Regions from separate parts of the Homo sapiens genome. Here all the other regions are linked to region 2. A link is a loop called in an ENCODE intact Hi-C map of the cell type or tissue named here. Cell type or tissue: endothelial cell of umbilical vein. All regions are shown on one strand.

Evidence for each region. Hi-C counts contacts between places; a loop is a spot of excess contacts. Peaks named below come from ENCODE experiments on the same cell type or tissue, not always from the same donor. Only the 100,000 strongest peaks of a DNase experiment are listed, where the experiment ranks them.
Region 1: a loop joins it to region 2, with 8 times the contacts of the local background. A loop is called at or near these places in 48 of 110 quality-filtered maps.
Region 3: a loop joins it to region 2, with 4 times the contacts of the local background. A loop is called at or near these places in 6 of 110 quality-filtered maps.
Region 4: it touches region 2 in a loop (4-fold over the local background); 5 of 110 quality-filtered maps call a loop at or near these places.
Region 5: it touches region 2 in a loop (3.0-fold over the local background); 30 of 110 quality-filtered maps call a loop at or near these places.
Region 6: it touches region 2 in a loop (5-fold over the local background); 11 of 110 quality-filtered maps call a loop at or near these places.
Region 7: a loop joins it to region 2, with 4 times the contacts of the local background. A loop is called at or near these places in 35 of 110 quality-filtered maps.

Annotation. Positions count from the first base shown.
Region 1 is chr12:124,051,651-124,055,650 of GRCh38, forward strand. The region is part of intron 2 of ZNF664-RFLNA (ZNF664-RFLNA readthrough); the gene reads left to right. Among named protein-coding and RNA genes, the nearest start is that of ZNF664-RFLNA, 80 kb to the left of the region's middle. In endothelial cell of umbilical vein, a CTCF peak has its summit at 2,388; a DNase peak (open chromatin) is centred at 2,411; H3K27ac peaks cover 357 bases.
Region 2 is chr12:124,764,685-124,768,684 of GRCh38, forward strand. No RefSeq gene overlaps it. Among named protein-coding and RNA genes, the nearest start is that of SCARB1, 97 kb to the right of the region's middle. In endothelial cell of umbilical vein, a CTCF peak has its summit at 2,493 (motif pointing left); a DNase peak (open chromatin) is centred at 2,447.
Region 3 is chr12:124,624,215-124,628,214 of GRCh38, forward strand. No RefSeq gene overlaps it. Among named protein-coding and RNA genes, the nearest start is that of NCOR2, 59 kb to the left of the region's middle. In endothelial cell of umbilical vein, no CTCF peak of the experiment used is centred here; DNase peaks (open chromatin) are centred at 1,857, 2,277 and 3,107; H3K27ac peaks cover 1,906 bases.
Region 4 is chr12:124,421,422-124,425,421 of GRCh38, forward strand. It overlaps NCOR2 (nuclear receptor corepressor 2), which reads right to left. Exons shown (of 49, transcript NM_006312.6): 14 at 1,080-1,134. LOC124903044 (a long non-coding RNA gene) reads left to right here and starts at 1,891. Exons shown (of 2, transcript XR_007063508.1): 1 at 1,891-2,191; 2 at 2,800-3,166. RefSeq lists an enhancer at 1,202-1,496. In endothelial cell of umbilical vein, no CTCF peak of the experiment used is centred here; DNase peaks (open chromatin) are centred at 1,420, 1,730 and 2,000; H3K27ac peaks cover 2,319 bases.
Region 5 is chr12:124,516,875-124,520,874 of GRCh38, forward strand. All of the region lies in intron 2 of NCOR2 (nuclear receptor corepressor 2), which reads right to left. Among named protein-coding and RNA genes, the nearest start is that of NCOR2, 49 kb to the right of the region's middle. In endothelial cell of umbilical vein, no CTCF peak of the experiment used is centred here; DNase peaks (open chromatin) are centred at 577, 1,797, 2,317 and 3,597; H3K4me3 peaks cover 971 bases; H3K27ac peaks cover 4,000 bases.
Region 6 is chr12:124,712,031-124,716,030 of GRCh38, forward strand. No RefSeq gene overlaps it. Among named protein-coding and RNA genes, the nearest start is that of NCOR2, 150 kb to the left of the region's middle. RefSeq lists enhancers at 811-1,456, 1,457-2,101. In endothelial cell of umbilical vein, no CTCF peak of the experiment used is centred here; DNase peaks (open chromatin) are centred at 1,211 and 1,791; H3K27ac peaks cover 1,989 bases.
Region 7 is chr12:124,679,904-124,683,903 of GRCh38, forward strand. No RefSeq gene overlaps it. Among named protein-coding and RNA genes, the nearest start is that of NCOR2, 110 kb to the left of the region's middle. RefSeq lists enhancers at 1,449-1,518, 1,709-1,778. In endothelial cell of umbilical vein, a CTCF peak has its summit at 1,643; DNase peaks (open chromatin) are centred at 1,658 and 2,218; H3K27ac peaks cover 2,430 bases.

The DNA of each region.
Region 1 (4,000 bases), 710 kb before region 2:
CCTCGGCCTCCCAAAGTGCTGGGATTACAGGTGTGAGCCACCGCGCCCAACCCTGTGTTTATTCTTAGGTCTGTACTACGCTTTATGCCTCAGTTTCCACAGTTAAAACACGTTATTTTATTCCTCACGTTATAGGAGCAATTTGTATTCATAAACTTGGCCTTCACCTTCAACTTCTGAAGATTTTAATACAGCGCAAATGATTTGGGGTCTGTGAATTCAGTTTTATTTATTTGGCTCCTTCCTTTAAGGAGTCAGGCTAATGCAAGAAAATCCAATAATTAGATCTTTTGGATTTCAAATAACTGGAAGAGGAAGTGGTGTTTATCTAATGGTTTAGGCATAATGCGTGTTTTTTCCCGTAGGCCTGTGTGTGTATGTGTGTGTGTGTGGTTGTTCTTAACTTGAAGAATTAAACACTTGTTTTCCCCGTTAATTCTTTCCTCTGGGGCTTTTGTAGACGTTGTGGAAATGTGACCTGTAAGTCTGTGTCTGAATACATGCTGCAGATGGAAGGAAGGCTGCCTCCCATCTCTCGGGAAATGGCTTCACTCAGTTACTCTTTGGTCCAGGTGGTTGAGTTAGGTGAAGACATTAGTATTTCACTTCCTAGTAAAGTGACTGTTTAGAAAAAAACATTTAGTGAGGACTGAAAAAACTCTTGCTAAATCTGTTTGCTTCCATGAAACGACAGGTTTTGAGGGATGGGGAGGTGGCTTTAGCTTGGGCTGTGGGAGAGGTGCAGACGAAGAGTCTCCAGGACACTCACACCAAGTCATCAGGGATCTAATTTTCTGGTGATGAAGAAATCAAATTGATCCTTCGGTATGATTTTCCCCTCCCAAGAGGCATTCATATCTCCAGGGGTTGTTGGGATTTCCATAACAGGCGGGGGAAGTCGTTTTGTCTCCTGAGTCCCCAACACCCCAGATGAACGTGTCAAAGGACGGCTCCCAGCCCGGCGCTACCATGATGGATTGAGGGCCACAGATTCTGTTTTCTTTTTCTTTTTTTTTTTTTTTTTTTTTGAGACGGAGTCTCGTTCTGTCGCCCAGGCTGGAGTGCAGTGGCGCAATCTCGGCTCACTGCAAGCTCCGCCTCCCGGGTTCACGCCATTCTCCTGCCTCAGCCTCCTGAGTAGCTGGGACTATAGGCGCCCGCCACCGCACCCGGCTAATTTTTTGTATTTTTAGTAGAGACGGGGTTTCACCGTGTTAGCTAGGATGGTCTCGATCTCCTGACCTCGTGATCCACCCGCCTCGGCCTCCCAAAGTGCTGGGATTACAGGCTTGAGCCACCGCGCCCGGGATTCTGTTTTCTTTTAAGTGAAAGAAAATATCAGCCCTACCTTGTCTTTAGTGGAGGAGAAGATGAAAGGGAAAGGGCACGTGGAAACGTGTGCTGGGTGCCCCTGCGCCATCTCCCTGTGTCTGGACCCCAGACACCTCACTGCTCCGGAGGTGCTTTCAGTCCTATATATATTAACCTGAGCTTAGAAAGGAACCTTCAAGCTCCAAAATCTCCTCCCAGGTCCTGGTTAAGAGCCTTTTCACAAATTGGATTCTGCAGTCCTGCATTTTAGTTGAAAATCCCCAATGGAAGCTCTCTGAACTACAAAAGAAGAGACGAATTACCAGGATGCCCCCTCCATAAAATGAAAAAGCCCTACAAGCTGCTGATTAGTCTTTTTTCAGCTCTAAAAGTCAAGGAAGGTCTCGGCCGGGCGGGGAGCTCATTCCTATAATCCCAGCACTTTGGGAGAGGCTGAGGCAGGCTTGAGCTCAGGAGTTCAACACCAGCCTGAACTTGAACTGGCAACATGGCAAAGCCCATCTCTACAAAAAATACAAAAATTAGCCAGGCGTGGTGGTGCGTGCCTGTGGTCCCAGATACTCAGGAGGTTGAGGTGGGAGGTTGGCTTGGACTTGGGAGGTTGAGGCTGCAGTGAGCCAAGATTGCACCACTGCACTCCAGCCTGGGCAACACAGTGAGACCCTGTCTAAAAAAAAAAAAAAAAAAATCAAGGTCTTCATAACTCTAGGAGGCAGAGTGGAATTGAGTCTTTGGCTTCAAGGAGAGAGTGGAGGGAGGCAGCTTAACAGGACGAGAGTAAAGTGAACAGAAAAAGCCTCTCAGAAAAATAAAGGCAGGCGACAGCAAGGAGAGAGGAAAAACCCCCACCTCTCGCGCTGAACAGGGAAATGGGATAGAAAACGTTCCCTGTGATATGCCAACTGAGAATCAACTAGATCTGTTCCACATTTCTTTCTCCTCCTTTTCCCTTTGTACATATTTCCGTGCAGACAGCTTCAGGACGCAGTTCCGGGGAAGCTTATTTCTTCAAAACCCCCCTCTCTCTGCTAGAACAGGCCGTGATTGCTGCGTACCAGCAAGGGGGCAGTCAAGCACAACGCATGAGAAACAAAGGTCCTTCAACCTCCAAGCCCGCAGGAGAGCAGCTCCACTCACTTCCTTTGAAGTGGCCCTCTCTGTTTTTTCTAGGATCGAGAATTTTCCTGTAATACACTGGTCTATTTTTAAACCCACTTTCCATTCGCTAGAAGTAAAGAGTGGAAAAATATAATGAATTGTAGAAAGAAACGGAACATAGGTATAAATGTCAATGGTGGGATTTTATAGGCACATAGAAATCTCCCCTTTAAAAGACACTGCAATTATTTTTAGAATGAGAATTGGTCTCAGGGTGGCCTGAGAGAAGAAATGGGAAAAGAACATTTCAACTTTTACTCTACGGTTCAAACCAGTGATGGCGGTTTGCCATCCTCAATTCAGCACATAAACATGTGGGCTGCCCACCATCCGTGAGCGTGGCAGATACTATGGGAGACGCTAAGGCGACTTAGACAGGATCTCTGCCCTCAAGAGGGTTCCATCTAATTAGGAGGGGACAGACAGACTCACAAATGGCCAAAACAGAAAGTGAAGCCCATCACAGTCACCAGTAAAGTGCAGAGCAAGTGAGAAGAGGGAGGGACCTTCCTTCAGGGGACGGGATATCTCCCATTCCGTGGAGCTGGTGGCACTGGAGGCAGACCTTGAAAGATGACACTGCAGGGACGGGCCGGATGCCCACCCATCCCATTTTCTCTTCCCGGGCCTGTGTTGCAATGAGGTTAGAGTCACGTGGCTGGGCCATGCGATAGAGCCAGTCAGAAGTGGTGGAAGTGAAATATGCCACTTCCGGCCAGGCGCGGTGGCTCACACCTGTAATCCCAGCACTTTGGGAGGCTGAGGCAGGTGGATCACCTGATGTCGGGAGTTCGAAACAGCCTGATCAACATGGAGAAACCGCATCTCTACTAAAAATACGAAATTAGCCGGCCGTGGTGGCACATGCCTGTAATCCCAGCTACTCGGGAGGCTGAGGCAGGAGAATTGCTTGAACCTGGGAGGCGGAGGTTGCAGTGAGCTGAGATTGCGCCATTGCACTCCAGCCTGGGCAATAAGAGTGAAACTCTGTCTCAAAAAAAAAAAGAAAAAAGAAAAAAAGAAATATGCCACTTCCATGTCTGACTGTAACACCCCTTGTGTGGCCATCCAAGCTTTCCCTTTCTCTTCCACACAGAGCCCACATGTTTAAGATAAGTGGTAGAAGCCAGTATCCTTGAGTGCTTGTTGAAAAGAGCTGTCCAGGAGAGCTACCCAACCCACATCACACTATGATGTAAGAGAAGATAGAATTCAGCCACTGAGCTGCTGGGGTGGTTTGTTATAGCAAGTGGTGTCTCTTAGGACAGATGAATAGGTTTTGACCAGTGAAAATGTGGGACCTCTTCCCTGAGTCTCATTCTGCCGAATGTGCTGTTATTAGGACACGCACCACATTTACGGATATCGCTTGTTTGAGGCCAGCCATCCAAGCTTCACTATTTGTACCATGAAAAGGACCTCATCTATCTTGCCCTCCCTCCCATCCCTAGAACCTAGCACAGTGCATCACATACAGTCGGTGTTTAATAAATGGTTTGTTAAACAAAAT
Region 2 (4,000 bases):
AACTATTTTCAACTGAAAGTGCATAAAATGTTTTTCTTAATGATCCTCATGAGAATCTGAAATTGATGGGGCAGGAATTAGAATTCCTGTTGGACAGAAGTGGACACAGGCACAGAGGGGTCAAAGTGACTTGCCTGAGGGACACAGTGAATCCAATCTTCTTCAGCACACAGCTCTAGCTTCCAAACCCTGCCATCTGCCTAATCTCCAAGGCTGACATCATGAAGGAAACTATGTCCTTCCCTCAAACAGCTGTTACTGCCACAGACAGAGAGACCACAGGGCCAAGCACACCACAGTGCATGACCAGAGATGCCAGTGTTTAATCTCAGAGTCCCTGTTCCCTGAAATGGAAGAAATTCCTGTGGCCCAGAAAAGAACAGATGAGGCTGGTCATAGAAGCAGAGGGAAAATCCCAGAGACCAGAAGGGTGTTGCACAGTTCTGAGAAACCACTGCAGGCCCAACCACAAGCCTCAGGCTTAATACCTTCCATGCCAAGTTGTTCCAGTCCATCTGCAGAGATGTTTTCCCAGGGGAGTGGAAGTCCCATTTTGCAATGGAAGCTGAGGAGGTAAGTGAGATCTGGTTTGCAGAAACATGTGCATCATGGCCAATGTTGCTCAAACATCTGTTCCTGAAAGGGGGAAGAAAAAAAAAAGCTCCCTCTTAAAAGCCTCCCTCTGCCTCAGTCGAGGACTTCTAAATGCTATGAAGTTTGCTAGGGCTAAGGCTTCATGGCAAACGTGTTGTGAAATCTGGAAACACTCATGACTCCAGAGATATTTGGCCTTTATGCTCAGACCCTCCATCCAGCCTAGCTCCCAAGACTTCAGAGAGGAAAGTCAGAGAAACAGCCCCCACCAGGGCAGTGCACCTTATTCTTCCCTCAGCCAAACCTCCAGGCTTCTCCCTCCCAGTTCTCCTGCCCTCTCTTTCCTGTTTTGTTGTGGGTTTCGGAGATCCAAGCACTATTTTTAGACATGTTTATTCTTACTCCTCTTCTTCCCCTCCCATTCTTGACCTCTCTGGAATGAGCCTGGATGCTCCCCTGCCAGGGGCTTTTCTGGAGTGATTGGACACATGCTTGGTATGCGGGGGGCCTCTTTCTAGATGGAGCTGGGACTGGATTTGGGGGAAATGAGCCTTGCAACCTCCTTTCCTCTCCCAGGCTCCTCAGAAGCTCTAGAGCCAGGACCTGTGTGCATTCATTGCCTTTGCCTGGAAATTATGTTTCTTGAAGCTGGGTTCCCAAGTTGAGTTTCACTTGGGATAAGGGATAAGATAAAGTGGGATGCCTCAGCCAGCACCCACAGCAAGCTCTGGTTCCCAGTCAATGAGGAGGTATGCAGAGTAGCTGATAAGCATGTATGCCCCCCAACCAGTGGCCAATATTCATATCCAGACTCCGATCCTTTCCAGCCATAAGACCTTGGACAATGACCTCGCCTCTCTGTGCCTCAGTTTCCTCATCTGTAAAATGAAGATGATGATGATAACAGCACTCGCCTGGGTTATGATGAAAACTAAGTGAGCATATGCCAAGGGTTTAAAATAGTGCACGGCACTCAGAAAGATTCAATGAATGCTAGCAACAGTCTGTTCCAGGAGAGCAAGCCAGGATGCCAGAGCTGAGCTTGCCTGACTGGGCTGGGAGTGGCCGGCATTGAGATTTTCTTTTTTTTTCTTTTCTTTTCTTTTTTTTGAGACAGAGTCTCACTCTGTCGCACAGGCTGGAGTGCAGTGGCACAATCTCAGCTCACTGCAACCTCCACCTCCCGGGTTCCAGTGATTCTCCTGCCTCAGCCTACCCAGTATCTGGGATTACAGGTGCTCACCACCATGCCCAGCTAATTTTTGTATTTTTAGTAGAGACAAGGTTTCACCATGTTGGCCAGGCTGGTCTTGAACCCCTGGCCTCAGGTGATCTGCCCACCCCGGCCTCCCAAAGTGCCGGGATTAGGGGTGTGAGCCACCGCGCCTGGCCCAGTGTTGAGATTTTATATCTTCTGGGCATCTGAGGTTTGGATCAGGATTGCCCATCCCTGGGAGACCACAGCCAGCCATTTGGCCTGGACTCTGAGTTCACAAAAACACCACAAATCAGATTTTGGAGAAGATCTTGAATGTACTGTCCTAGAGCCCCACACCACCAAGATTAAAAGAACTGTGATAATTTCCCCTTTCTAAATCCTGCCCTCTCTGGACATGGTTCATTAAGAATTTTGCAAGCCTTGTAACTTCACAAAAATATATTGCATGACTATTTCATGTATGGAAGCTGTTAAATTTTTACATGTAAACATACAAGAGAACATAGTTCTTGCAGCCTTAGTTCATCAGTTTTTCATTTTTTATCTTTGCTATGTCCAGAGCCTCAAACAACAGACGTTTCCCAGCCCCTGGGACCGCCAGAGAGACCCGGGCTGCTGGGGCCTCCCTGAATCTGGGGCCGCCCTGAAGGCTGGACCCACAGCGCCCCCTGGCGGCCACAATCCGCACGTGCAGCCTCTGGCAGGCCCTGGGCAGGTCTGCAGAACTCCCCTCCCGCAACCACATCCCCAGCCTCGCTACACCCCAGATCATTTATTCATTAACTCAGCAAAGACTGATTTGCATGCATGCCCATGGACCACGAACCCCACAGAACTCGGTGCCTGCCTTCAGCAGCGTAAAGTCTAAAGAGGGAGACAGCGCGACCAATTGCTCACACACACAAAAAAGATCCACCTTGCAAATATAGCCTCACCCCTCAGCCTCCGTCTTCCCATCTGTGAAATGGTCCCCTCAAGTCTCCCTGCTGTACAGGTCACTGGATAGCTCCATGAAACATGTGCTCCCCTGAGCATCAAAAGGGGCTGCTGTTATTTGTGCTGTTGCTACGTTGGGATTCCTGGTGGTGCTTTCTCTCTCTGGCCTCTCACATTCCAGATGCCCTGGGGGTGGGTGGACCGGGATAGGGGATGAATCCGGTGTGGGTGACACAACAACCTCAGTGTCCTGACTCCTCCCTCTGCAGCCCCCACAGGGAGTTCACAGCCATTCAATCCATGCTGAGCTAAGCCCGGGTCTGCACTGGGGGATCGGGGCCCTACTTGCTCCCAGCCCCACCTTCCTGCCTCCCTCCTCAGTTAGTGGCACCTCCCTCTGGCTCACACTTGTAATCTCAGCACTTTGGGAGGCAGAGGTGGGCCGATCGCTTGAGGCCAGGAGTTCGAGACCACCCTGGGCAACATAGTGTGACTCTCTTTCTAAAATAATAATAATAATAATAATAATAATAATAATAATAATTTAAAAATTAGCCAGGTGTCCTGGCATGTGCCTGTAGACCCAGCTACTCGGGAGGCTGAGGCAGGAGGATTACTTGAGCCCAGGAGGTCGAGGCTGCAGTGAGCTATGATCGCACGACTGCACTCAAGCCTGGGTGACAGAGACCCTGTCTCAAAAACAAATGAAAATGGCCTGGCGCGGTGGCTCATGCCTGTAATCCCAACACTTTGAGAGGCCGAGGCAGGCAGATCACAAGGTCAGGAGTTCGAGACCAGCCTGGCCAACATGGTGAAATCCCGTCTCTACTAAAAATACAAAAATCAGCCATGCATGATGGCGGGCGCCTGTGATCCCAGCTACTTGTGAGGCTGAGACAGGAGAATCGCTTGAACCCAGGAGGTGGAAGTTGCAGTAAGTAGAGATTGCACCACTGCACTCCAGCCTGGGCGACAGAGCGAGACTCTGTCTCAAAAAAGAAAACAAACAACAAACAAGCAAACAAAAACAAATGAAAACTAACAAACAAAAAGCAGCCCCTCCCTCCCCCTGGCCGTCAGGCTCAGACACTTGAGAGTCTCACTGGACGCGTCCTCACCCCTCCCTTCCCACATCCAGTTTAGCACCATGTTCTATGAGCTCCAGCCCCTAAAAATACACCCCGCATCTGTCCCTTCTTCATCCACTGCTCCGCCCTGGCCCAGGCCACCACCACCACCACCACCACCATC
Region 3 (4,000 bases), 140 kb before region 2:
AGAATGTATGGTAAGGGCTTCTGTGGCCTTTTGTTGTTGCTGGTCTTTGCTGATGACAATCACAGCCACAACGAGCATGCAGCAGCAGCAATGACATAGACCTTCCACTGTGGCAGCTGCTGGCTAAGCAGTTCGCATGCACCTCATCTGCCTACGCTCATGGTCCACGCTGATGTGGTTCTTGGAGGCAATCCCTTACCAAGTGTAGGCAAGGGAGCCTGCAATGGTCAGGATAGGCCAGGTTATACTGTGGTAACAAACAACCTGGCGATTTCAACAGCTCAGCACACAGAGGTTTCTTGTCACTCACACTGCATGTCCATTGTAGGTAAGCCTGGGCTCTGCTCCATGTTGTCCTCACAGCAGGACCCAGCCACCTGCTGGAACATCACTGGCCACTGTGACAGAAGGAAAGAGAGCTCTGGAAAGTCTTGCACTGGCCAGTGTGTGCCCAGCCTGGATCCATCACTTCCACTCACACTCATGCAGTGCCCCCTACCCACCAAGGGTCGGGAAGTGCCTGGAAAAGGAGAACTGGAACATTGATGAACAGCCCTGTGATGGTCTGCAAAGGCACAGTGGCTGCTACCTGGCTCCAGCATCCCCAAGGCCTCAGCCAGTTGTTCCTCCCTCCCCACCCCCCGGCCCTGCCCGGCTCTGCCATTTTCCCCTGGGGCACTAGGAGGGAGGGGCACTCACCTTCACAGAACCCACCTGTGGTAGGCAGACTAACAGCCCCGCAAAGATATCCACATCCCACTCCCCAGAACCTGAGAACATGTTACCATCCACGGTGCAGTGCACTGCCAGGGCCACCGTGACAAAGCACCGCAGACAGGGGTTGGGGTTAGAGCAGGCGGGGAATGCTAAACAACCGAAACGCCTTCTGAGTCTAGAGGTCTAAGATCAAGGTGTCAGCAGGGTTGGTTCACTCCAAGGCCTCTCTCCTTGGCTTGCAGATGGCTGTCTTCTCCCTGTGTCTTCACACGGGCTTTTCTGGGTATGGCCATGCCCTAATCTCCTCTTCTTATAAGGACATCAAAGCAGGGCATGATGGCACATGCCTGTAATCCCAGCACTTTGGGAGGCTGAAGTGGGAGGATCACTTGAGCCCAAAAGTTCAAGACTAGCCTGGATAACATAGCAAGATCCCATCTCTTTAAATTTTTTTTTAAAATTAGATGTGGTAGTGTGTGCTTATAGTCCCCAGCTATTCAGGAGGCTGAGGTAGGAGGATTGCTTGAACCCAGGAGTTCAAGGCTGCAGTGAGTTCTGATGGTGCCACTGCACTCCAGGCTGGGCCATGGAGTGAGACCTTGACTCAAAAAAAAAAAAAGGACACCAGGCCTATTGGATTAGGGCTCAACCTAACGAACCCATTTTAACCTAATCACCTCTTTAGAGACTCGGTCCTCGAATACAGTCCCATTGTGAGATACTGGGGCGTGAGAGCTTTAGGATGTGAGTTTGGGGTGGGAAATACAATTCAATCCATGGTGAAGGGGCTCCTGCAGAGGGGATGAAGTTATGGATTTTGCGATAGGGAGATTATCTTGGATGATCAAGGGGCCCATTGTCATCGCAAAGATCTTATAAGAGGGAGGCAGGAGGGTTAGAGTAGGAGAAGGTGGAAGAGAAGAAGAAGAGATGGTGGAAACAGAGGTCAGGGCAATTCCGCCACCAGCCAAGGAGTGTGGCAGCCTCTAGAAGTTGCAAGAGGAAAGGAATGAAGCCTCCTCTGGACCCTCCAGAAGGAACCAGCCCTGCCAGTGCCCTGACCTCATCTCCATAAGCTCCACTGGGACCTTCTGCCCTCCAGAACGGGGAGATAACAATATTGTGTTGCTTTAAGCCTCTATGTTTGTGGTGATTTGTTCAGCAGCAATAGGAAATCCACACGTCATCCAAATGCCCTCCTTTACAGAAAGCTTCTGAACCCGCTCTTGCCTCGGTTGGCAAACTTCTGCCCTCCACACTCCTCCTCCTCTGGGATGGGTGGGGACAAGTCCTTCACTGGGGTCAGGTTGCCCCAAAGCCTGTCTCCTGGACTTGGAGGCTGCTCCCTCCGACCTCGGCACCCCCCAAGGGCCAGAGGCCACCACCTCGAGCAGCCAGCGGGTAAGAGCCAGCCTGCAGGGTGGATACTAAATACAATAGGTCTGTGACCACACACGGCCCCACCCCCAGGGGCCCAGGCCCCGCTGACCTTCCCACCCCGGGGCACACCCAGCTGCTTCCTCAAAGCCACAGCCCTTTCCTCCAGCCCAGCCTTTGCCCTGGCCCTTTCCTCTTCTGCTCCTGACGTGCCTGACTCATCCAGCAAGTTCCAGCTCAGAAATCTCTGGGGGAGCCTGGTCCAGCCCCGTTCCATCCACCCCGCCCTGCTGGCTTCATTTCATTTCATGCACTCAGTAGATGGGCACACAGCTCTCCTCTGTTCTCCTCTGGAAGGCACAGGCAGAGCCCTCACCTCAGGACCTCCAGAAGCTGACAATTGGTCGGCGGGAGCAGGGTAGGGGGTTGGGTGGGAGCCTGTGACATGTTTTAATGAAGTGTAGACATTTTAAATATACAATTCAAAGACTTTTTTAAAAATCTTAAGTACATATGTTTTTAGAGACAGGGTCTCACGCTGTGGCCCAGGCTGGAGTACAGTGACACCATCATAACTCACTGCAGCCTCGAACGCCTCAGCTAAAGCAATCCTCCCGCCTCAGCCTCCCAGCCTCCCAAGCAGCTGGCAGTGCAGATGTGCACCACCATACTCAGCTAATTTAAATTTTTTTTTTTTTTAGAGATGGGATCTTGCTGTGTTGCCCAGGCTGGTCTCAAACTTTTGGGCTAACGCAATCCTCCCACCTCAGGCTCCCAAGGCATTGAAATCACAGGCATGAGCCACCGCACCCAGCCATGGGACTTCTGATGAAACTGTATCATGCAGCCATCACCCCCATCGACACAGAGGACTCTTCCCTCATCCCAAAGCTGCTTTCCCAGCCAATCGATTGGCCTGACAATGTGAGGGGTGCTTTGTCTTTTCAGGAGTTTGCTCTTGATGGAATCCTGTGCTGTGAACTCTCTAGGCCTGGCTTCCTTCCCTTTGCACAGGGCTCAGCAAAATACAGGCCTCCCGGGGCCAGATCTGGCCTGTTGCCTGGTTTGTAGGACCTGCAGGCCAAGAATGGTTTTTACTTTTGTTTTTGTATTTTAAAAAATAATAAATAGACTTTTTAAAATACAGTTTTTTGTTTACAGAAAAATTGAGTAGACAGTATAGAGAATTCCACATGCACACACACTCAATTCCCACCCCCCCAACCCGGTACACAGTTTCCCCTGTTATTCATATCTTGCATTCGTGTGGTACACTTGTTACAATTAAGGAATCAATATTGACACAGCACTATGAACTATAGTCCCTAGTTTACATTGGGGGTCACTCTTGGAGTTGTAGGGTTCTATAGGTTTTAAGAACCGTACCGGCCGGGCGCAGTGGCTCACACCTGTAATCCCAGCACTTTGGGAGGCCGAGGCGGGCAGATCACGAGGTCAGGAGTTCGAAACCTGCTTGACCAACATAGTGAAACCCCTTCTCTACTAAAAATACAAAACTTAGCTGGGTGTGGTGGCGGGCACCTGTAATTCCAGCTACTCGGGAGGCTGAGGCAAGAGAATCACTTGAACCCAGGAGGCAGAGGTTGCAATGAGCTGGGACCACGCCACTGCACTCCAGCCTGGGCAACAGAGTGAGCGTCTGTCTCAAAAAAAAAAAAAGAAAAAAAGAAAAAAAGAAAGAAAAAGAAAAAGAAATGTACCATGACGTAGTCCCCATTGTAGCATCATGCAGAGATTCACTGCCCTAAAAGTCCCCTGGCCTCCATCTTTTCATCCCTCTTTCCCTCTCCTCAGTCCCCTGGCAGCCACTGATCTTTCTACTGTCTCTATAGTTTTGCCTTTTCCAGAATGTCACATAGTTGGAATCATAGCATGCAGCCTTTCA
Region 4 (4,000 bases), 340 kb before region 2:
TGAGGGAGACGTCGTCACTCAGAAGATGGGCTATTTATAGGGCTTGTTTCTCCACACTGGTTTTTCAGGCATGGAGAGATTTTTCCCCACTCTGCTCGGTCTCTCTCCTTCTACGGTTATCAGCTCATGAGGGGCAGGCGCTGGGAACAGCTGTCCTTTAAAATAAGTGCCTCATCCTCCTGGCCTCCCTCCTACAACCAGGAAGCCCGAGCAGGGTGTCCACCAAGCTGGGGTGGGCAGGTCCCCATCTCTGAGAAACGTGATTCAGGGGAATGCTGCTTAAGACACACGGACGGCAGCCTTTCTCCTCTGACCCCAAGATGCTGGGGGAAGGCCCAGGGGCCACGTCCAACATGCAGCCTCATCCAGCCACCTTCTCCCACCTGCAGCCTCTCCAGGCACAGTCCAACCAGCCTTGTGGGTGCAAAACAACGGCTTTACCATTCTCTGGGGACACTTTGTGTCTACCGGCCACCTGGAGCTGCTCCGGGCCTGGGCTTGACACAAAGTGGGCTTTAGGCCTCAGGTCCACACAAAGGTTTGTCCAAAGAAGATGGGGACTTGCAGGCCACACGTCTGGTTTGGCATTAGAGGTGTCAGAAAGCAGTCAGTGACCCTCAGAGGGACCTAGAAAAGCTGGTCCCTCCAGTCCCTTTGAGGCACGCCACTCCTGCCTACGAAAACTTCACTGGGATGCCAGGCACGTAGTGCTTCCAGAATCCACCCCCAGTTTGCAAGGACGCTCCACGTGGCCTTTGAGGAGCTGGCAGGAGACCCGTCGGGCACACGGGGCTCCAGGAAGCCTGGCCGTGCAGCTCTCCCTGGGGTTCTCGGGATTCCCAGGTGCTCAGCAACCTGAGGCTCCTCCTCCATGGGCCCAGGAGGCCAGGGCGGGGCCTGCACTGATCTATCTCCCAGATGGAAGGAAGGGAGGGAGGGAGGAGGGGAGCATGGCAGCTGGAGCAAGGGGCCAGGCAGGCCAGGGCCTTGTGGGCAAGGAGGGAGGGCCTCCACCCTGAGTCCACGCAGTTGCCCACGGAGGTGGAGACCGAAGGGGTATGGGGCGGGCAGCGACTCACCTTCCTCTCCAGGAATGATGCGATCAGGCCAAAGTTCTTGGGATGCTGCATGAACCTGCGGGACGAGAAGGGTGGGCGTGAGACCTGGCCGAGGGGGGCTTTCCTGCGGGGCAGCCGATCGGCTCCCAGGCGCCTGCCATCCCCACTGGCCGGGCCTGGCGGGCACCGCCCCACTTGGAGCAATTAAGCCCAGGGGGGTGTGGGAAGGGCTGCTGCGGCAGACGGGAGGGGTGGGGACCCAGGGGTAAGAGAGGGCGTTCCTTGGAGTGAGTCACTGGCTTTAGCGCCTTTGAAAATATATTTGTTTGTCCTGCTGGAGGCGGCTTCCAGGAAAAATGAGGACACGACATGCAGCTCTTTGGTGGGGTTCCCCCCCCTTTAAAATCCACTTTTGTTTCTCTCTCCAGCTGGATCTGGGAAGCAGGGCCTCACCCAGCCCACACAGGGTCTGCTTGGGAACATGGCAGGGCCCCACCAGTGGGGTCATAGCTCACCAGGCTGCTGGGCCTCCCCAGAAGAGCTGGGAGCAGAGGCTCTGAGTGCCCGTGGGGCAGCAGGAGGGGGCTGGCCAGCCAAGGAGGCGGCAAGCATGGACTTAAGTCGGAGGGCGGTGGCGGGTCGCTGGCACTGTCCCAACTGGCTTCCTGCGTAGCCAGGAGAATTACTGGGAAACCACTGGGCCCAGGCTGAAATGTGAGGGCCAAAGGAGCGGGAGCATGGTGGGGGCGGGGATGTGGGTCAAGGCCTGCTCCACCCCAGGGGTGCTGGGTGGAGTCCCTGGCCCCAGGCCCAGGCGTCCCGGCGACGTGCCACAGCCCCACAGCCTTCGCAGGGAGAGCAGCGGCTGGCTGCTAGTGAGGCTGGACTGTGGGCTCCCACGGAGGGAGGCTGAGTGAGCACCAGTGCCCGACCTGCCTGGCCCTCCAGATGGCTGGGCAGGAGGCCAGCAGGCCCCGCGCCTGCTTCCCAGCCAGACATCCGAGGATCCTGAACAGTCTCTGCTCTCTTCCCGGTGGAAGCGGCGCAGTGAGGAATGGCAGGCTTCCCTGGCCTGGGATCCCACCTCGGGCGGCTGGCAAGGCCGGAGCCATCCTAAGGCCCTTCTCTTCCAGGTAGGGAGAGTCCTTTCCTCTCCGCTCCCTCTCCTTGTCCCAGTGACATTTCCTTCCCTGCAAACCCCTCCCACGGGGTTTCCCCAGGCACAGTGGGGGCTCCCAAGAGACCAGGAATCAAACTTGGGAATCTCCTAGGTCCCCTGTTCCCCTCCCTCAATACCTCACTTGCACCCCTGGAAGACGTTTATTAGAAGTTTCCTATGCCCTGCATACCTCACAAGGGAGGCCCTGTCGCTATACCCATTTTACAGACGAGGAAATTGAGGTTCAGAGGGGGAATGGTCACATGGCCAGCACGTGGTGGAGCCCCATGCCGTCAGTAGGTGATTTTCAAAGCCCCGAGTGCTATCAATTCCTCTGCACATGAGACCTCAAACCAAGCCCACAGTCCTTGAGGCATGCAAGTGGCCAAGTTGCGGCTCACACAGGATGGAAGTTACGCCAGCCCCACGGGCCGGCAGATAGCAGCCCAGCCTGGGTCCCCCACCCTTCGGTTACTGAATTAACAGAGGGTGACATTATCAGACCTGCAGAGCCACATGAGATCTTCCGAAAGGCTGAAGCCGCAGAAAGTCTCCCAGAACACCTTTTTTTTTGTATTTCAGAAAAAATACATACACTAAAACATCATGCCTACCAGGGGGAACGTGAATCTCAAACGCAACAGTAATTCAGTAATTCTTAACACCCGTGACCGTCCCACCATCACCTCCCTCGTTCAAAACTGTAAGAAGCATTCGACGGAGACTTTGATTTGACGTAGAAAGATCGTGCCTGCTATGGTGAGGCTGCAGGCACGAGCCATTAAGTAACCGAGTATTCCTGCTCAGGAACCAAGCGCTGTTTCCTGTGAAGGACCACTCACTCGGTGCTGTGGGCACTCCAGGGCTCATTACCCCACCCCTCTATTCTTATGGACGTTTCAACATTTCCATAATCAAAAGCTACTCTTAAAAAATGTTTTCCACCAAAGACCCTCCTGGATAGCCACTGTGTCCTTTCTGAGTTCGGTATCTGCACTTGCGGGTCCACTCACCCCTGCCGGGGACCCAGAGTCACCCCATCCCTTAGGTCCTGCCTGGCACCTCTTTGGGGCCACAACCCTGGACCAAAGCCCAGGGCACTGGGGAAGGAGTGTCATTGCTTTGGAGGAAGCTCTTGTCCGGAGGCAGGGTCTTCCCCAAGGCAGCTCAGTAGCCTGCCGGGTGAACGTCGGGCAGTGACAAAGTCTCTTCCCTGCGTCCCCTCCTGGCCAAGCACAGAGGCCTCCGTCCACACCTCAGTTTCCCACTCTCCTGCCTCCCAGAGCTCTGAGGTCCTGAGGAGGTGCTCTATGTCCTGGGCAGGGAACCCAGCCCTCTACGTGCAAGTGATTAGAGCAAGCTTGTCCAACCCACAGGCCACATGCAGCCCAGGACGGCTTTAAATGCGGCCCAATACAAATTCGTAAACTTTCTTTAACCCTTATGAGATTTTTGGCCAGGCGTGGTGGCTCACGCCTATAATCTCAGCACTTTGGGAGGCCGAGACGGGCGGATCACGAGGTCAGGAGATCGAGACCATCCTGGCTAACATGGTGAAACCCCATCTCTACTAAAAATACAAAAAATTAGCCAGGCATGGTGGTGGCCGCCTGTAGTCCCAGCTACTCGGGAGGCTGAGGCAGGAGAATGGCGTGAACCCGGGAGGCAGAGCTTGCAGTGAGCAGAGATTGTGCCATTGTACTCCAGCCTGGGCAACAGAACGAAACTCTGTCTTGAAAAGAAGAAAGAAAAAAAGGAAAAAAAAACCTTATGAGATTTTTTT
Region 5 (4,000 bases), 250 kb before region 2:
ATGAGCTAGAAGGCAGGTTTCATTCACTCCCTTAAGCCATACAGCCTATGAGGTGGGGAAAGATGCAACTTCCATTTGCCAGATGGGAAAACTGAGGCTCAGAGACAGTAAGTGACTTGCCCAAGGTCACACAGCCAGGAAGTGTCCAACCAGGACAGGAACCCAGGCAGTCTGCCCCGCGTTCCCCCTAAAACTGCAGCTCCTTCTCCCGTCAGTCCCATGCTTGTGTAGACCCCACTGTGCCCCATTTTACAGACGAGGAAACTGAGGTCTGCAAAGGGGAGGCAACACGCCCAAGGTCACACAGCATAGAGAGGACGGAGCCAGGACTCAAACCCAGGTCTGTGGCAAAGGAGCAACATTGCCTGGAAGCCCAGCCCCCTCCCTTCCCCAGCCTGGGCTCAGAGGTCCCCAGGAGCCATTCCCGCCACCTCCCTATGGCCGCGGCGCACCCAGACCTCAGGACAAATCACTCCCTCATCCCCCCGGTTTGCAACTAAAGGCTCCTTGTGAGCTCGGGAAGCCCTTCCAACTTTCCAGTGTTTATCCCGGCTCCTCGCTGCCAAGTCCCTGGGCAAGCCTGGGCCGGTGGCGCTGATTTCAAACCAGACATGGGCACCGAGCCAAGCGCCACCTCGGTGGGGAGCCGGGCGCCGGGGCCGGGCTGCAGCGCTGCCTGCACCTGGCTCTCCCCTGCCTGAGCCCACCGCGGAGCCCCAGGGCAGAGCCTCGGGAGCGCCCACGATCACATGCCCTCCTGAAGTCAACTCCGGGAACAGAAGCCCCCTGAGCCCCCAAGGCTCGCCATGCTCCCCCCCAGGGACGCCGGATGTGCACCAAGGAGAGGAGCACAGTGCCCACCCGGGTCCCCTCCCACGCGGGCCGGCCAAGAAGCCTCACCCCGGCCTGCCCGGCCAGCGCCTCCGAGCGCTCTTTTCCGTGACTGCAGCAACTTCGTCCGATGAGACAGCCCTGCCCACCATCCCGCTGAGCTCAGGGCCGACAACACTGCGCTGCCAGGGGAGGGTCCAGCTGCCCCCATTGGCTGACCTGCGGCCGGCCACTCAGCCCCCAGCCCTGGCCACCACCTCCAGCGACAGAACTGGGGCTCTTTCCAGATGAATTCCTCGGCCCCCAATCAGCGCCCCTGCATAGAGCCTGCAGGCCACAGCCCCCCACCCCAGTCTGCGCCCACCTCCCCCGGCCGGGGTGACCCAGCCACACTGCACCTCCCTGCCCACTCCAAGCCCGGCGACTTCTCTTACCCGAGCACATGACCAACCTCGCTCACGTCAGCTCCAAACACAACTTGAAGTAACTCTCTCACAAGAAAAAAAAAGAAAAAGAAAAAAAGTGCCAGCCAGCGGGCCAGCAGAGTCCACACACACAGGCTGTGCTGCCGGCTTCCAGGAGGCACACCACAGCCAACATCAGACCCATCCTTCCTCCAGGATGACACCCGCAGAGGGGCGGCCCCAGAGGGCGGCCTCACCTTCCCGCGAGACTACGACTCCCATCCCGGCCCTGGAGGCCCTGCAGGGCCAGGCCAGGCCCCCCAGGCTCCCAGCCCGATGCCCCCCAAACCCGGGCAGGCCAAGGCCCACCGGCGACAAGTGCGGGGCCGCCTGACCCCACGGCTGGGCCGTGAACGAGACGTCGGGCCTCCAGCGATCCGTTCTCGCCTCTGCCACTCTGGGCCTATAAACACAGGGAATTACATAAGTCCACTCCTCTTGTTTGGAAGCCAAAAGTACGAGCTTTTTCTCCCAGCCTTGGCAGTAAGTAATAATTCCTCATCGCCATGGTAACCCTGGCGGGCTTCCAGCCGACACTCGGGAGCTGAAACACTGTGAGGCCTTTTTATAGCTCGGCTCTTCGCTCGCTGGCAGGCGAAAGAGAGCTCCAGCCCCGCTTCTCCCACTTTAACCCGCTTCCTCCCAGCCCGGACTGTCCAGCTTCGAGCCGCACCTGCACCTCCAACCTGAGCGTAGCTCTGGCGCCTTGGCTCCGGCCTGGTTCCGAACCCAGGCCTCGGCCCATCCCTCCCCCGTCCTCTGTCCCGAGGGCCAGATGGCCAGAGGAGCAGGCTCTCCCTTGCAAATATTTCTGTCCTCCTTTTAATCCTAGGAAAAGAAAGCGTGACCCCCTCACACTGGCATTCTGATCTGGGGTCATCTCGGTGACAGGCCTAGAAAAGAAGACGTGGCCAAATAATACACACACACACACACACACACACACACACACACACACACACAGGCCAACAATGATGGCTTGGTAGTCAGCCAGGAGTCTGAACCTTGGCTGCAATTAGCTGTGTGACTCAGAGACAAGTCTGAGCTTCTCTGGGTGTCAACTTTCCATCCGTAGAAGGGGCAGGCTGAGCTCTGCTTCTCCAAGTGCTCTGGAAAGCAGAGATGAGGCGCCAGAGGAAGCTGCTGGAGCTCCCAGGAGGCAGAGGAGGCTCCACCAGGGTCTCCAGATTCACTTCCCTGCCCCTAGCAGCCAAGAGTTGGGCCTAAGAATGTGTCCCTGGACAGCAGCCCACATGATGACAAGGGTCTGGGGGTGCAGATGTGAGGAAGGCACCCCTGGCAGAAGCATGGCAGATGTGAAGGTCTGGAGGCTGGACCACGCGGGTGTGTTGTCAAAGCAGAGAGAAGGCTGGTGTGGCCGGGGCGCAGGGGCGAGGCGGGGAGAGTTTGACGATGAGGTCAGGGAGCTAATAGGAGTGGAGGGGAAGTGGTCAGATGGACTCTGGGCCTGGCCTTCAACTCCAGCAATAACATTGTCATCCTTTTTACTCTCAGGAGCATCTTGAGAGTAATAATATTAATAACAATAACAGTGGCCACACACACCGAGCCCAGCAGCTCGGACTGTGTGCCCAGCACTGTGCTAAGCGGGTCCCCTGGTTCACCAGCTGGCCTCACACCACCGCGGCATAGGCAGGTATGCCCCTGAGCCGCCACACACAGACAGAGCAGGAGGCTGGCCCAGAGAGGGTAGGTGACTTGCCCAAGGTCAACAGCTAGTGGCTGAGCTGGGACTTGAACTGGGCAAGCCTGGCTTGTCTCCGCTATCCACGTGGTAATTCAGCCACAAGGAGTCACAGGAGGGTTTCAGGACTAAGACCAGATTTGCCTGTGACAGGGGCCCGTGGCCACTGGACTGGCAGGGGGCCCAGACTGGCCACGAGGGGATGAGCATAGTGGCTGCGGAGGCCCCTGGAAGCCAGATGTCTCCTGTGAACAGCTGGCCCTCTAGCCTTCCCCAGGAAACACCCCTGGGGGGTTTCCGTAGACCTGCCCCAAAGCCAAAGGTGGGATTCTGCTACTCTTACGCCTTCTTTTATAGGTAGGGAAACTGAGGCACAGGAAGGCACGGGCATATTTTTAGCCCAAAGATCCAGCACCATCTTCCCGCCCAGACCGTCGCCAAGACCAGGCGGGACCATGACACCCAGGCCAAACTGGCCCCATGCAAACACCACCAGGAAGCGGTGCCTGAGAGCGGCCGAGTCAGGCCTCACCACCTCCTTCTGTTCATTTTTGTTTGTTTTGGACACAGACCTGCATCCAGACCTTCGCCAAAGGCTGGCCCTGGAATCCACGGTAACTCCTCCCACCCCCTCAGAGCGACTGTGTGCTATGGGCAGGTTTGACACTGGGCATGTCTCTTCACGGCCACTCGTTCTGCTTCCTGTGTCTTCCCCGCCAGACACTCCGCAGCAAATTGTTTGTTGAGTGACTTAATGAAGACCACAAATCATCAAACACCAGAAACAGCCACAGGCAGCAGCCCCCAGACAGAGCCTGTGGCCAAAACCAAACTCATATTCAGAATAAGCCAGTGTCTGGTTATCTGCTCAGCAAAAGAACTCCCCATCACGCAAGCCTTCGACGGCGACCACCCCTCCATACTTCGAAAAAGCATCCCCTGGCCAAAATCTGCCGACAGGCCGCTTCCTGGAGCCCGTCTGCTGAGCAGAGCTTTGACG
Region 6 (4,000 bases), 53 kb before region 2:
TATTTCTAATAGAGATGGGGTTTTGCCATGTTGGCCAGGCTGGTCTAGTACTCCTGGCCTCAGGTGATCCACCTTCCTCGGCCTCCCAAAGTGCTAGGCTTACAGGCGTGAGCCACCTCGCCCAGCACGTAGATTTTTTCTCAATGTGTAACTTTGGCAGCTAGGGTCTCCGTCAGCGTGTTGAGATGCTCGCATTAAGAGGGGCGTGAATTAGCTGGGTGCGGTAGCTCAAGCCTGTAGTCCCAGCACTTTGGGAGGCTGACAGGTGGGAAGATCACTTGAGGCCAGGAGTTCAAGACCAGCCTGGGCAACATAGTGAGACCCCTGTCCCTACAAAAAAAAATTAATTAATTAGCTGGGCATAGCGGCACAAACCTGTGGTCCCAGCTACTTGAGAGGCTGAGGATAGCTTGAACCCAGGAGTTCGAGGCTGCTGTGAGCTACGATCATGCCACTGCACTCCAGGCAGGGTGACAGTGAGACCCTGTATCTAAAAAATTAAATTAAAAAAAAAATTTTTTTTTGAAACAGAATCTCACTCTGTCACCCAGGCTGGAGTGCAGTGTTGCGATCTCAGCTCACTGCCATGTCTGCCTCCCGGGTTCAAGTGATTCTTCTGTCTCAGCCTCCTGAGTAGCGAGATTACAGGCGTCCGCCACCAATGCCCAGCTAATTTTTGTATTTTTAGTAGAGATGGGGTTTCACCATGTTGGCCAGGATGAACTCAAACTCCTAACCTCAAGTGATCTGCCTGCCTCAACCTCCCAAAGTGCTGGGATTTAAAATTATTTTTTATTATAAAAAAGAGGGGCACGAGAGAAGGGACGCAATTGTGGAAACTGCACACTTAGGTCCTCACCCTCACTAGTTGAGCGCAATGGCCTGGCCATTGGCTGGGTATCGAAGTTTCTCTCTCTCCAAAGACGCAGAGTCGAATTAGTGTGAGTGACATGTGTTTGACAGGTGTCCAGCTCATCATGTAGACAGGCCAAGCCTTCCGGCTGGGAAGTGCTAGGCGTGGGGCAGCTCTGCACCCCTGTCTCTGCTCTGCCGCTCGCAAGCTCTGTGACCTTGGGGAATTCACTCAACGTTCCTGAGCCTCCATTTCCTTCTCTGTAGAATGGGGATGACGGCAGCAGTGACATCACAGTTTCGGCGAGAATTCCAAGAGATCGTGTGTGCGCGCGTGCTAGTCATTCATCCCATGCATATTTGTTGAGCCTGACTGTGTATCAGGAAGGGTGGGTCCAGCCGTGACAAAACAGGCACAGCCCCAGGCCTTGGGTGCTTTCTAGGGGGAAGTAGACAAGAAGCCCAAGAAGTCAGCACATGCCGGGGGTGTCAGAAGGTGAGAAGTACTGGGGGTAGCAAAGCAGGGAAGGCAGGAGGAACGGGGAGATGCAGGGCACTCCTGGCACCACCCGGATTCCCCTGCTGGCCCCCTTCCACCCTGAGCACCGCCGGGGGTGACTGCCTTCATCCAAGTGGGAGTGTCTCCCAGGCCACAGCCAGTGACCAAAACAGACTGACACGGGGAGCAGGACGGAGGGGAGGGCAGAAGCCTGGCCCCCTGAGAGGAAGGACTAGGAAAGATTCTGGTGCACAGGCATTCACAGCAGCACCAGTCACAATGGCCAAAAGGTAGGAACAGCCCAAGTGCCCATCAGGAGATGACAAATAACACGAGGGGCGCCTCCATGCAGGGGATATTGTTGAGCCGTGAAGAGGAATGCCACTCCTGTGAACTCAACTTGCTCTGAAAAGTAAAGTCTATTCAAAATGAAAGTGCGGCGGGAAGGAAGGAAATTCTGACTCAGGCTCTAACGTAAATGAACTTTGAAGACACGATGCTAAGTGAAAGTAGCCAGATGCATGATTCCGGTTAAATAAAGTGCCTAGAGCAGGCGGATTCACAGAGACAGACAGTACGTTAGCGCTTACCAGGGGCTGGGGGACGGGAATGACAGTTATTGCTTAATGGGGACAGAGTCTGCTTGGAGTGATGAAAACCTTTCAGAACAGGAGAGTGGTGATGGTCAAGCAACACTGTGAATGTCCTTAATACCACTGAATTGTACCTTTAAAAATGGCTAAAGTGGTACATTTTATGTTATGTGTATTTTACCACAATTGAAAATAAAGCAAGGCTGGATGCAGTGGCTCACGCCTGTAATCCTGGCAGTTTGGGAGGCCAAAGCAGGAAGATTGCTTGAGGCCAGGAGTTAAAGACCAGCCTGGGCAACATAGTGAGACCTAGTCTCTACAAAAAATAAAAAAATTAGCCAGGCACAGTGGTACACTCCTGTAGTCCCAACTACTCAGGAGGCTGAGGCAGGAGAATCGCTTGATCCTTGGAGGTGGAGGCTGCAGTGAGCTGTGATGGTACCATTGCACTCCAGCCTGGGCAAGAGAGTGAAACCCTGTCTCAAAAATAATGCAAAAAACAAAAAACAAAACACACACACACACACACACACACACATCCTGACCCACCTGGCTACAGATGGGACAAACCCTGGTGGAGTTCACATATCAGAGCCCCCCGTGGGTCCAGGCTGAGGCCGCCCTCCCTCCCTCTCCTGTAAAAACCTCTCTCTCTGGCTCTGCTTCTGGGGCCCTGGATCTAGGTCAGGAGGGCTGTGATTTAAAACAAGGTGCCAGGGAGGCCTGGTTGTGGCGGTGAATCCTGAAAGGGAGCCATCAGCAACTTAATGAGAAATAGACGAAACCCTGTTCTCAGCCGGGCGCGGTGGCTCACACCTGTAATCCCGGCACTTTGAGAGGCCAAGGCAGGTGGATCACTTGAGATCAGGAGTTTGAGACCAGCCTGGCAGATGTGGTGAAATCCTGTCTCTATTAAAAATACAAAAATTAGCTGGGTGTAGTGGCGCGTTTCTGTAATCCCAGCTACCCAGGAGGCTGAGGCACGAGAATCACTTGAACCCGGGAGGCGGAGTTTGCAGTGAGCCAAGATCATGCTACTGCACTCCAGCCTGGGCAACAAGAGCGAGACTCCATCTCAAAAAAATAAATAAATAAAATAAAAAAAGAAAGAAAGAAATCCTGTTCCCGAGACAAAGAAAGAAAGACGGAAGAAAGAAGGAAAGAAAGAGAGAGAGAAAGAGAGAAAGAAAGAAAGGAAGGAAAGGAAAGGAAAGGAAAGGAAAGGAAAGGAAAGGAAAGGAAAGGAAAGGAAAGGAAAGGGAAAGAAAGAAAAAGAAAGAAAGAAAGAAAGAGATCCTGTTCCTGAGACAAGGGGACCGAGGTACAGAGAGGAGCTTTGCCTGGGCCACAATTGTACAGGGTGATGGCACAGGGGGCACACGGGGCACAGATTGCAACTCCTGCCTCCCTGTCCCCTTCTCTCCACATGGCAGGCTTGGGCTGGCTGCTTAGGGTTAGAGGCAGAAGCCTCTTTTGCAGGGACCTTCAGAAGTGGCAGAGGATCTGGTTTGAGAGACAACAGACAGGAACAAATGGCTGGAATATTGAGCCTCAGGACATTCCTGCTCTGTGGGCCCTGCCCTGAAGGCCTTGGCTTATTAAACCCATAGATAGCCCACGCCTAACGGGAGCTCTGACCTCACAGACTGTGGCCACCGCGGCCACCATGATCTCGCCTGCTGCTCAGCGTTTGCCTGGGAGCTACCAGGCTCATGTTGCACCCACAGGAGCTGGGAGCCCATTGCAGGGCCCGGCTGGGCGTGGCGGGAAGTCGAATTTTCTTGGTGTCTAGAGAGTGAGTAGTGAGCAGAGGTGTCTCAAGACACACAACTCCAGGTTTCATTATCTGCCCTCGATGCCGGAATAATCACTGTGTACACACAGTGTGGGATCCCAAACAGTGCTGACTGTGTCCCCTGCTCAAAGTGCTGGCTGATGACAGGGATGTTGCATTGAAATAATTATGGCTTCCGCCTGTGAAGAGGTGGGAGGAGAGGAAGAGAGAAGATCCCAGCAGGAGTCGGCAAAGAGAACAATCTGCTTTCTTGCAGAGACA
Region 7 (4,000 bases), 85 kb before region 2:
ACAGGGCTTGGGGCAGGGATCCAAATGTCTAGGCTCCAGGTCAGCTTTTCACTGCCCTTGCGGCGTGGTGGCTGCGTGCAGGGCCCGGAGGAGAGGGTGCTGACTTGCACAGGAGGCCATGAGCGGCTCCAGGGCCTGGGGCACCCGGAGCAGGTTGTAGCATTCAGGATGCCTGGGGTAGCAAGTTAGAGAAAAATCCCAATTCCAACTGCTTTCATGATGAACATGGATTCTCCCCATGAGAGGAGGTCCCGGAGCAAAGGAGCTGCAGGGCTGGGTGACTCAGCAGCTCATTGGTGGCATCTGCACCAGGCGCTTCCTCCTCTCTCTTCTGCCACCCCTCAGTGTTGGGACTCCCTTCATGGCCTCAAGATGGCTGCAGCAGATCTGGTCATCACATCCCAACAAGACAGAGTGCAGTCAAAGATAAGGCAGCCATCTCTTCCCCCCTTTTTGTTTTTTGTTTGTTTGTCTGTTTTGTTTTGTTTTGTTTTGTTTTTGAGACAGAGTCTTGCTCTGTCGCCCAGGCTGGAGGGCAGTGGCTCAATCTCGGCTCACGGCAACCTCCACCTCCTCAGCCTCCCTGCCTTCTCCTGCCTCAGCCTCCTGAGTAGCTGGGATTACAGGTGTGCACCACCACGCCCAGCTAATTTTTATATTTTTAGTAGAGGGGGGGGTTTCACCATGTTGCCCAGACTGGACTCGAACTTCTGACCTCAGGCAATGCGCTCAGCTCAACCTCCCAAAGTGCTGGGATTACAGGCGTGAGCCCCCGCACCCTGCCTGGTTCTCTCTTTTTTAAAAGCAGGTAGGCTGGGCATGGTGGCTCAGACCTGTAATCCCAGCACTTTGGGAGGCCAAGAAGGATGGATCGCTTGAACCCAGAAGTTCAAGATCAATCTGGGCAACATGGCGAAACCCCTCTCTACCAAAAGCGATACAAAAATTAGCCAGGAATGGTGCCACATACCTGTAGTCCCAGCTACTGGGGAGACCCTATCTTAGAAAAAAATAAATAAATAGGTAAGAGCAGGTAAGCATTCCCTGTAAATCCCCCAGCACAGTCCCCTCCACGCCACAGTGGCTAGGGTTAGGCCACGTGAATATCTAGGAAGGGGGATGGGGTGGCCATGACGCTTAGCCCAGGGTCAGCAAACGGTGGTTCACGGGCCCCAAGCCTGTTTGTTTTTGTAAATAAAGATTGATTGGTGCCCAGCCACATCCTTTTTTTTTTTTTTTTTTTTTTTGAGATTGAGTCTCGCTCTTTTGCCAGGCTGGAGGGCAGTGGCGTGATCTTGGCTCACTGCAACCTCTGCCTCGTATGTTCAAGCGATTCTCCTGCCTCAGCGTCCTGAGTGGCTGGGATTACAGGCACAAACAACCATGCCCAGCTAATTTTTAATTTTTTTGTAGAGATGAGGATCTTGCTATGTTACCAAGGCTGGTCTTGAACTCCTGGGCTCAAGCGATCCTCCTGCCTCAGCCTCCCAAGCTGCACACCCTTTTTTTTAATATCGTCTGTGGTTGCTTTTGTGTGACAAAAGCAGAACTGAGGAGTTACCGCAGAGACGCCCAAGAAGCCTAGAAGAGTGACTCAACCCTTTACAGAGAAAGAGTTTGCTGACCCCTGGCTAGACTAACCGGGATCTACCCCTGACCCGGATTGAGTCATTTCCCCTGAGGGATGAATGAACACTATGACAGTCTGTGAGCCCCATAGAAGTGGGGGTGGGGGCTGGCCTGGCCGCTGCCAGTCGTCCTTCAAAGCTTTGCTACTCAAAGCGTAGCCCCCAGGCCAGCAGCATCCGCCGGGCATGGGAGCCAGGTCTTGGGTCCCACCCCAGACCTATGAAATCAGAACCTGCATCCTAACCAGACCCCCAGGGAACGTCACCCACTAAATGCAGCGCGTTTGCTTCTCAGGCTGTTGTAACAAGGTACCACGAAGCGGGTGGCTTAAAACCACAGGTCTGGAGGCCAGAAGCCTGCAATCCAGGTGCCAGCAGGGCCCTGCTCCCTCCAAAGCCCCTGGGGCAGGATTCTTCCCTGCCTCTTCCAGCTCCTGGTGGCTCTTGCGACCCTTGGCCTTCCTGGCTTTGCAGATCGGTCACTCCAGCCTTTCCTCTGCCTCCACGTTGTTTGTGCGTATCTCCCCTTTTCCTGTGAGGGCTTCAGTCATCTTGGACGCGAGTCCACCCTGATGACCTCATCTCAGCTTGATCACATCTGCAAAGATCCTATTTCCAAATAAAGTCACATCCACAGCTGCCAGGGGTTAGGACCCGGACATGTGTTTTCGGGAAACACAACCCCACCTGTGACCTGTGAGTAGTCCCAACACACACCACACATGGGTGAACTGCGACATACGTGCTTGTGCTTTTGGGAAGGACAGGGCTGGGGGAGGGGCAGCTCCAGCTTCCCTGCCTTCTCAGGCTCCCAGAGCTGCCCTCCTGGGAAACAGCACGCTGGAAGCTTCATGAACATAGCTGGCCTCAGGCTGGCTCAGGGAGGTCATCTCTACCCCTCATCTCCCACCAGGCCTGAGCTGCTCCTGGGCCTCCCGGGTTGAACCGTGAGTGCCCTCAGCAGGTCTGGCACTGGGTGAGGCATGTCAGGCATCCCAGGTGCCCCTCTGCACTGGCACCCTGAGAGGGCTTGCCTTCTAACATTCGGTACCCTGAGCCCAGCACTGGGGCTCAGCCCACTTCTCATCTCCAAACCCTGCTCCGGGCCTGTGCTCCCCAGCTGTGGCCAAGTGACAGGTGGGCCCAGCTCCTGCACTGGCCGCATGAACAGAAGCACCGTCTTCTCAGTGAAATTAATAAATGCCCAGCAAGTGCACCCTGAGCAAACTTCCTTGCTTTGCACATAACTGGTGCTTAAAACTCACGTGCTCGGTGTACGAGGAAGTAAATGCCGGAAATCCAGATTCCCTACAGCGACTGACAAGGCCCAGCGTGATCTAGCCCACCCTCCTTACCAACCTTGTTCCCACCGTTTTCCTCCTAAACCTCTAGTTTCCAGCTCCATGCCAAGCCCACTACGGCCCCAGGGCATTTGCACCTGCTGTGCCCTCTGCTGGAAGGCTCCTCCCCACACACAAGCCCATGGCTGGTTCTCTAACTCGATTTCGATTTCTGTACAGATGATGTTACCTCTTCAGAGGTAAGCCCCACCCCCTCACCTCCTCACTTTCTATCAAATCAAACAATTTTAACAACTGCGTAGAACTCACAACTGCCTCCAATCCTCATGTTCATTTATTTATCTACCTGCCACGTCCTGAGTGTCTAGAATGGTGCCGGGCACACAGTAGGTGCGCAGTAAAAACATGCTACTGAACTGAGAGAGTCCTCTCCTCCATCCCCATCAGGCTGAGCTCTTAGTAAACACTCAGGAGCCTCCAGGCCCCTGTATTAAAGGCCTGACAAGCCTCGCCCTGCTGCGGAATTTTACAGATGGGGCTGTTTCTTTGTGTGTCAACAGAGTGCTTAATCTCTGCTCATAATGCCAGGCAGGAAGGAGCCTGCTTTGCTGAGGAACTTCTGTCTCAAAGCCGCCAGGTAACATGAGTGGGGCCTCTGGGGTCGGGAGCAGCATGTCTCCCCATCCTGGCCTTGATAAATGTCCAGGGGCCCTTCCAGCCTCCGCCAGGCAGCTGCCTCTGACCACAGCCTCCTCCGCAGAGCTGAGCTACCCACGTGTGCTCACTTCTAAACTGCAAGCCGGCCCCTGAGGGGGTGTGTGAGGAGTCAGGGTCTTAAAAACTTCCTGCATATTTTCCCTTCAGAAATAGCATCCTTAACTTTCTTTTTTTTTTCCTTATTAAAAATGTACTCATGTAATCCACATGCACTGGCTGTGAGAAATTCCAAAATGTCTTTTGGAGAGAGATCCTTGCCCCCTGAGGCTGTCCCCATTGCACAGATGATAAGCACAGTCAACGAGGCTGGGCGCCCGTACTTCCCAAACTTTGTGGGGCCCACAGCAACCCTCT